Linked DNA regions of Homo sapiens: region 2 is linked to region 1. The links are chromatin loops, found by intact Hi-C in ENCODE. Cell type or tissue: PC-9. All regions are shown on one strand. Links, peaks and the distances in the headings refer to the core of each region. The heading gives the core; the rest is flanking DNA.

The links. Hi-C counts contacts between places; a loop is a spot of excess contacts. Peaks named below come from ENCODE experiments on the same cell type or tissue, not always from the same donor. Only the 100,000 strongest peaks of a DNase experiment are listed, where the experiment ranks them.
Region 2: it touches region 1 in a loop (9-fold over the local background); 4 of 110 quality-filtered maps call a loop at or near these places.

The regions. Positions count from the first base shown.
Region 1 is chr19:46,974,497-46,978,882 of GRCh38, forward strand. The region is part of intron 3 of ARHGAP35 (Rho GTPase activating protein 35); the gene reads left to right. Among named protein-coding and RNA genes, the nearest start is that of NPAS1, 43 kb to the right of the region's middle. RefSeq lists enhancers at 1,616-2,473, 2,474-3,329. In PC-9, for the core only: no CTCF peak of the experiment used is centred there; a DNase peak (open chromatin) is centred at 1,855; H3K27ac peaks cover 1,862 bases.
Region 2 is chr19:46,901,132-46,905,517 of GRCh38, forward strand. The region is part of intron 1 of ARHGAP35 (Rho GTPase activating protein 35); the gene reads left to right. Among named protein-coding and RNA genes, the nearest start is that of ARHGAP35, 42 kb to the left of the region's middle. In PC-9, for the core only: CTCF peaks have their summits at 1,709 and 1,935; DNase peaks (open chromatin) are centred at 1,080, 1,480 and 2,510; H3K4me3 peaks cover 2,728 bases; H3K27ac peaks cover 4,000 bases.

The sequences.
Region 1 (4,386 bases), core at 289-4,288:
ACAACCAAATGGAAGAGATGCAAGGGACAGGATGTATGCAAGGGCGGCGATTCACCAGGAGCTTCTGTGCCCTCTCTGGATACACACTCTCCCAGCACCTCGATGTGTTTACCAACCCAGAAGCTCTACAGACCCTGTCACTGAGGGTGTTTATGGCGTTTCTGTGATGTCCGCTTGATTGATTAACTCATTGGCCATTGGTGATTGAGCTCAATCTCCAGCCCCTCTCCCCTCACCCCCAGAGGTCGTGGGTGGGGCTGACAGTTCCAACCCTCTAATAAAGGTTTGGTCTTTCTGGAGACCAGCCCCCATATCCTGCACTATCTAGGGGCCCACAAGAGTAACCTCATTATCATGAAACTCAGGTTTGGTTGGAAGGGGCTTGTTTGTTCTGAGACGGAGTCTCTCACTGTTGCCTGGGCTGAGTGCAATGGCACGATCTCGGCTCACTGCAACCTCCGCCTCCCGGGTTCACACAGTTCTCCTGCCTCAGCCTCCTGAGTAGCTAGGATTACAGGCGCATGCCACCACACCCGGGTAATTTTTTGTATTTTTAGTAGAGACAGGGTTTCACTATGTTGGCCAGACTGGTCTCGAACTCCTGACCTCGTGATCGGCCTGCCTCGGCCTCCCAAAGTGCTGAGATTACAGGCATGAGCCACCATGCCTGGCCAGAAGGGGCTTGTTAATGAGTAACAAAAGATACTTCTATCACTCAGGAAATTCCAAGACTTTGGGGAACTCTGTGCTAGGAGCCGGGGACAAAAACCAAATATATATTTCTTCTACTACACTGCCCCATCCCCTCCTGCAGGGGTCCTAAATTTAAGACCTTGCTAGTGGGCTTCCTGCACCCTTCTGAGGGTGCGCAGGAGAGGAGGCTGCCAGCCTCTACATCTGGAAGGAGCACCAGGGAGGGCCCAGCCTGGGGCTGGGAGCTCAGGGGCCAGTGTGCCGCGGCAGCACAGTGAGAATCCTGGGCCTGTGTGGGGCTTGTTCTTCACTTTACACCCCATACATGGTTTATTAGTTAATCTCCCGTGAGCCAGAGGACAGTATTAATCTCAAAGTAATGCTAATCCCTTTTTACAAGAGGAAACAGAAATCCCCAAGTCCTCTGGCAGAGGCCGTTCACAGCCCATCAGAATGGAAAAGGCCTACGTTCCAGCCCTTTTCCTGTCTTCTCTGCTTTAGGCTGATGAAGCTGTGAGTTTTATAGCATTGGACTGAGCAGATTCAGAATTTTACCAAATACCTTCCCACTTGGAAAACAGCCACCCTGCAAAAAACCTCCGTGTTTCCCTCCACATTCATCATAGCCACCAGTTCCTAGAGCTATCATGAAGGAGAGTTGGCGGGACGAGAGCTGTTAAATTCAGTTAGTTACTATTTCCCTGCAGTCAGCCTAGATCTATGTAATTCTGTCTTTCAGAGAAGGCAGCTAATTTCAGTATAGATACTCCCATCTATCACTGTAACAGTTTAATAGGTACGGTTATAGCTTGAATACACCAACAGGCTTTATGTGAGTAATTGCCGTATTTGCACTGCTTTGAATTGATAAAGTGCTAAAATATGAGGTATACTGTTTCATATGCTGTGATTTTTATGGGGGCTGTCTGTTACTTAATCTCTCTCCCTCCCCCTGTAATTCTAGTTTTACTAACAAATTGCTTTCCCACAGTCCAAATAGTTTTAAAACAAAGCTTTCTCCTTTTTTTTTTTTTTTTTTTTGCTACCATTCCTCACCACCCTCCCGTTTTTCTGCTTGCTTATAAGTTAAGCACAAGTCACTTGCATTCCAGAAATTCCCCATTGCCATAAAGGCAGGCAGTCAGCTCGCCAGCTCTTGCCTGTTCCAGATAAGCAGGGTTCATTTAGCTTGTGACTCGGCATTGCTAGCGGATTTCCTCAGGCCCCAGTGCCCTGATCAGAACAGTGTGCCCTGGCACACCGCCTGGAGAGCCCAGCAGCCAAGGAGAAGTAGAGCTTGTTTCACAAAGTAACCCTGGCCTTCCATCCAAGACAGAAATAGTCTGGGTGGCGGCCCAAGGCCCCGAGACGGTTCCAGCCGGCTGCTTTGCCTGGCTGTCCCGGCTGCACTCGCCTTCTCCATGGTGGGGAGCTCGGGCAGACAGGTTGCTCTGGCCTGAGCGTGCCAACCAGGCCCATGGCCTGTCCTGCCATATTTGCCAAGGCAGTACAAACAGGACGGTACAGCAGGCTGTCCTGTGAGAGTGGTCCCAAGGAGCAGTACCCACTCTCGGCTGCAGGACCTTCTCGGGCCCTTGGTGGAGCTGGCCTGACTGTGCCATTGAATTATCACCTGGGGGCTCCGGTGGCCCTTGCTCTTGCTCTGTGTCTGTCTGTTCATCTCACTCACACGCACACCTTCTGTGCTGCCTTGCTCATGAGGTTTCACACCCAGCAAATCCCCATGCCTCTATAACCCCTGTCAGTTTCCTTGACCTCTGCTTTTTTCCTGTTCATTTCACCAAAGCCAGTGAAGCACAGATGAACTAACCTCTTCTCCTCCGTGTTACACTCACTGTAAAAACATCTAAGACCCGCATAAGGTCAGTCTGGGAAGGCTGAGCCCTGATAAAAGGCGACAGAGCAGCCCATTAGCAAGAATGTGGCCAGCTTCTGCAGGGGGCGTGGCCCTGTGGGGACTCCCAGCCACAGCCAAACCATGGCTCTGCCCTGTAAAAGTTAACAGCCAGGTCTGGAGACCAGACTTAACAGCAGCACATGACTGGCTGTGGCGAAATAATGAACCCACTACGTTCCTAGTGAAGTTACCGGGAAGAAGGGGAGGGAGAAGGCTTCTTGGTGAATGTAGAACCTCAATACATCTGGAAAGGAAAGTAGGAGTTGGATGCTCCAGCCGCTTAGGGAGCAGCTCCTCCATGCTGGCCCCAGTAAGGCACAGGCCCCTTGAGAACAAACACTTGAGTCGCCTTCCTCCCTCTCTTCAGCTGGAGAAACGCTGCACTTTTCTTCCTCCTTCCCTCCTTTCTGAAGACAGCTACTGAATGCCTTCCCTGGTACTAGTTACTGTGCAAGCCCAATACACAGACGGGTGATGAGAGGACTCTGCCTGCTCCTGTGAACTCAGGGGTCTACCAGGGGACCAGCATTAAGCAGCTAATCACACAGCTATCCAGCGACTTTCACATGGTGCCCAGGGCTGTCCAGGAAGAGCATGGAGACAGTGCCTTGTGGTGATTGATTAAACACAGACTCTGGAATCGGACTGCCCGGGTGTGAATCCCAGCCCTGCCATCTGTTTGCCACGTGGCTCAGTTTGTTCAGTTATAAAATGGGAAGAAGAATGGTAGAATACAACTCACAGAGCTGGTGTGAGGACTGGGTGAGACAGTGCATGTAAAAGGCTTATGGCTGGCCTTGGCCCAGAGTGCCGGCACTGCGTAAATGTAAGCAATTGTTGGGATCCTATAACAGGAACTTAATTTAGTCTAGGAGTCAGGGGAGACCTCGGAGGGAGCATTGTTTAGTCACAGAACAGAGGTAAAAGTGGAAGGAACAACTGTAGGGAGGCCCTGCAAGTTCATCAGGACTGCAGTGAAGTATAAGGGGAGGGTGGCAGGCTTGAGCCTGGTGACAGGAGCCCCCGAGGCCACATGTTGAGAAGTTTGTGTTGTACCCTAGATTTTTATCCTAGATTGCAGGGACTGGGATCAGCCTTCCTGCCTGAGGCTTACAGGCTTCTGACTCTGAAAAGTATTCTTTCTTAGGGAAGAGAGGCCAGGAAAGGAAGGGACACTGGGCTGTGATTGGTGACATGTTTGCCTCCTTTCATGGGTCATTGGGAATCAGGAACCTGAAGGAAGTTAACCTCTGCCCTCCTTAATGCTTGGGAGGAATCTGCTTGTAACCCCAAGGGGCTTTTCTACTTGGGCCTGCCGTGGAAAGGAAGCGGGTGTTTTGTGTGTGTGTGTAGTGGGGTCTGTGTGTGGGGGGTAGGATATGTGTGTGTGTGGTGGTGGCGTGTGTGATGGGATGTGTGTGTGTGGTGGGATGTGTGTGTGTGGTGAGGTGTGTGTGTGGTGGGATGTGTGTGTGGTGGGGCGTGTGGGGGGGGTGTGGTGTGGTGTGTGTGGTAGGGCTGTGTGTGCGGTGGGGTATGTGTGTGTGGTGGGTGTGTGTGGTGGGGTTTGTGTGGTGGGATGTGTGTGTGGTGGGGCATGTGTGTGGTGGGATGTGTGTGTGGTGGAGTCTGTGTGGTGTGTGTGTGTGGTGGGGCATGTGTGTGGTGGAATGTGTCTGGTGTGTGTGGTGGGATGTGTGTGTGTGGTAGGGGGTTTGTGTGGTGGGGGATTTGTGTGGTGGGGTGTGTGTATGGTGGGGTTTGGTGGGATTGTG
Region 2 (4,386 bases), core at 71-4,070, 74 kb before region 1:
AATGATTGAATGGGCGAATGAGAATAAATAAATGAGGGCATCCAGGGAACCCAAGGAAGGCTACAGTGGCTAGTGAGAAAAAGGCAGAATGGTGGAGATGAGATCACATAGGGAATAAGAATTTGAGGGTTTAATATAAGAGCAGGCCAGGCATAGTGGCTCACCCCTGTAATCCCAGCACTTCGGGAGGCCGAGGCAGGTGGATCACTTGAGGTCAGGAGTTCGAGACCAGCCTGGCCAACATGGTGACACCCCATCTCCACTAAAAATACAAAAATTAGCTAGGCATGGTGACGCGTGCCTGTAGTTCCAGCTACTTGGAAGGCTGGAGCAGGAGAATCACTTGAACCCGGGAGGCAGAGGTTGCAGTGAGCCGAGATCGCGCCACTGCACTCCAGCCTGGGTGACAGAGCTTAGACTCTGTCTCACACAAAAAAAATGATCAAATCTGTTCTTTAAAAGATAACTTGCTGCTCTAGGAGAGCAAGAGTATACATGTGAAGAACGCGTAAGGCTGTGGGGATCCAGGCGATCTAGATTCCCTGGCAGCAGATACGTTGGCTTTCTCAGCTGTTGAATTTGAGTGCCCATTCCAAGGGTAGGCATTGATTGTTATCATTCTGATTATACTTGCATGCACTTAGGTTATCATTAGCCCCTAGAGACTTACCTGTCTCCTTGAAGAACATCATTGTCCAGTGATCCTGCTGACAGATGAGAGCTGTCAAGATAGCTTGGCTGTGAGATGCCATTTAACTAGTTTTTATCTGTGTATGCTTTCCCTCCCCCTGCAAGATTTAATGACCTAGCCAGGAGAGAGTCTAGGCTTCCTGGCTCCTCTCCAAGTGTTCTACCACTAAAATGTTAATATTACCTTTCTCAGAATTCTTCTGAATCACTTGTTGGCACTGTAAGTGGCTTTTTAAACTTTGATTTTGCCATTTTTGAGTCTGTTTGTACTAGGATTTTTTGCTGGAGGAATTTGAGCTGATTTGATTACTTAAAGAAGGCCTTTTCACTTACCTTTGCTTTTTAAAGTTGAGTAGCCTGTGATAGGTGGGAATGTTTCTGCCACCTGACATGTTAGTTGGCAAAGTAGTAGAGGCAGCCTTTAATAAAAGTCACTCTGGAAGAATATTAGTTGGGTACTTAGCATTCTTGGCATTCTTATGGAATGATACAGGTTTATGGCCTTTTTATTAAGTTCTTAAAATCAAATGATCTTTAATTAGAAGCAATCATATATAAAACTTTGTGACTCCAGACAACACTGGCCTTACTGTATTCTACTATGGAGTGGGGTTTGTGCCTGTAGGAATGCAGGTTTGGGTTAGGGGAGCGGAGAAAGGGGTGTGAGAAGGCCATATTGAACACATTGTAGCCTGGTCTGTGCCATCTGCTCCCGGCTGCCTTACTGGTATGGAATGTGGACATACAGCTTTTGAGCCTAGCTGTACCTTGCTTGGCTTTTAGCTCTCATGATTCAACTGGCTGAGCTTAGCTTTCTGTTACAGTCAGTAAGGAAAATGGAGTTGAGCAGCCTGTTTTTTGAACTCAGGTAGTCATGAGGCTTGACAAGCCATGACACATATATTTTAATCGCCACGGCCCCCTCTAATGTTTTAAATAAGACAGTAGAGGAATATTTACATTCAAGGAACAACAAGTTATCACAAAACTCCCCCCAACATACACAGCAAGAAAAATGCCACCTTATTCTATTGTATATGATTCTTCACTGGGCAAAAAGGGCTCTTTATCTGAATGCAATCTATGATGTCCTCAGTGAAGAAAACTAAAGGGTTGGTGTGTATGATATCGCATTTTGGTATGAACAGATTATATATGTTTCTGTGCCCACACCTGTACCCTTGAGGAGCGGTAATAGCCAGAAGGGATCGTGGTGTTAGAGATGGCAAAGCTAAGGCTCTGACAGGCTCTCTTAAGTTAAGGCCTTGACAGTGGGTTTTCTGAGCAGAAAGCAGAAATCACAGATGGATTCAGGGGCCGGGGAGTGGTCTGCGGCATTGGGGAGACACATGCAATAGTGAAGGAACTGGGTTGAGACACCTACTCATCCCCAAACCCTCTCTTCATTCTGCACACAGTAATCATATTAGCTATGGTACAAGTTTCCCATAAGATTTTAACATAGTAAATGCCGTGGGAGTCAGAGTCGGTCTGCTGACAGGGTTTTTATAATGGTGATGTACGTTGTTGTGCATTGATTTTAAGACGATTCAAAAGAAAGTAGCTGCTCTGTGCTCTTCCCAGGGCCATTCAGAGCCAGGGAGTGGGAGGTGAGGCCACGGAGGGAACCACTCAGTGGGTTTATCTTGGGCATTCTGTGCATATGTAACTGAGAAAGGTATGTTGTTACCTAATGTATGCTTTTGATAATTTGGACCAAGAGACATGGTATTCTGAATAGCAGCCAAATATATGAGGTCAAGGTGACTTCCTCTAGCAATTAGGACAGCTGTCATGGAAGAGTAGGCCAGACCTGATTTCCTTCTTAAGTCCGAGGGCTAAACCAGTGATAAGAGATGACTCGTTGATCTTCCTGATATTACTGGCCAAGCACTTTCTAAGGAATGACGATTGATAAGGAAGAACAAACTACTATTTTGGTCTCTTATCTAAAGGAAAATCATGAAGCTAGCACTTTATAGAAAATGCACTTATTCAGTTCCTTGTATGATCACAAATGTTTTCTTAGTTATTTTTGGGCTCCCCAACAGGATATGTTACTTATAGTTTGAAATTCGCCTTTTTTTTTTTCTCTGAAATATATCTTGAAGTGTTGAGTGGTGGCTAGGTGCCATATAGAACATACAAGCAGAATTTTATAGAAGTATACATTTAGTGAGGGGTGGAGATTATTGCTTTAATAAATGGGACTGGCTGGATGTCATTCTTTTTTGTCCCCTTCCCAGTCACTTTGACTCTAGGGTCTTGATTAATGTGATCATCTCTGCAGAGTGTGGAGAGACAGCACTGGGATGGGGGTGGGAAGTGGGCGCAAAGCCTTTCTTAGGGCACAGACAGCTCTGACAGCAGTTTCTGGGACTGCCTTCCCCTCTCCCCTTCAGCTTCCGCATCTGTGACGTGAGGGAGCTGGCTGCCAGCATTCCCAGCTTGGCCTGCCTTCCAGTGGCTTTCATTCAGAGACAGCAGATCATGTTCATCTGGAAGTTTTCTTAGTTGTTCATCTCAAGAAGAATCTTAGGAATTTTTTTTCAAATCAGCCAGTTTTCCTCAGATTTTGCTTCTTCTTTATCTGCCCTGTTCCTTTGGCTAATCTTCTGTCAGCGAGACACAGGGTCATCAGTTTAAGTATGGGAAGGAAATTATGGCCTTGAGCACAGGCAGAAAGCATCTGGCTCCCAGGCGCTTCCTGTGAGCCACCATGAAATTACAAAGACTGGGCCTGACAAGGCCTTTCAAAGGAGCATCTCACACCACCACTGTGTCAGCATTTCCATGATTCCATCGTAAAGCAGTTGTTTTTCCTGATGCTTATTATGACCAGGTTGGAGTTGGCCTTTACATGGGAAGCGTTTATCCAGTGGATGAGAGTGAAACAGCAGGACAGAGGTGGCGGGGGAGAGGGCTCAGATTGCTCTCGGAATTCCCTTCTCCAGCCCGGTCCTGACCAAGCCATTCTTGCTCAGAAGCCTGTGGTTCCTCAGAGGATGAAGTCCAGACTGTCTTTAGCGTGTCAGGACCCTCCACAGACTTGCCCCCAGCGTCTCCCACCATATGTGCCTATGCTCCGCGTTCCTGTTCTCCAGCCAGGGCAGTGCGGGGGAGTGGAGGGACGAGAGCTGGGGGTGGTGTCAGGAGACCTGGGTTCTGGACTGGGGTTCCTGTCTATCTAGCTGAGTTATTTCATTTCTCTCTGTCTCAGTAGTTACTAATCTGGATAGGCTTACCAAATGAGAGGAGGAGAAGAAAAGGTTTAGGAGACAGATTACAAGGCTCTTTCTGATTCTTGTCTCCTGGCCTAGCTTGGAAATTAGAACACCAAATGTCTGAGCATTAAATGGGTTTTTGAACCATGAAGTTTTTTGAACTTCTTAAAAACAAAAACAAACAAAAAGAAAACACTGTAGGTTGGGCGTGGTGGCTCACGCCTATAATCTCAGCACTTTGGGAGGCTGAGGCGGGTGGATCAGGAGATCGAGGCCAGCCTGGCCAAGACTGTGAAACCTCATCTCCACTAAAAGTAGAACTTAAACTTTTTTTTTTTTTTTTTTTAATAGATGGAGTCTCATTCTGTCACCTAGGCTGGAGTGCAGTGGCGCGATCTTGGCTCACTGCCACCTCTGCCGCCGGGGTTCAAGAGACTCTCCTGCCTCAGCCTCCCGAGTAGTTGGGACTACA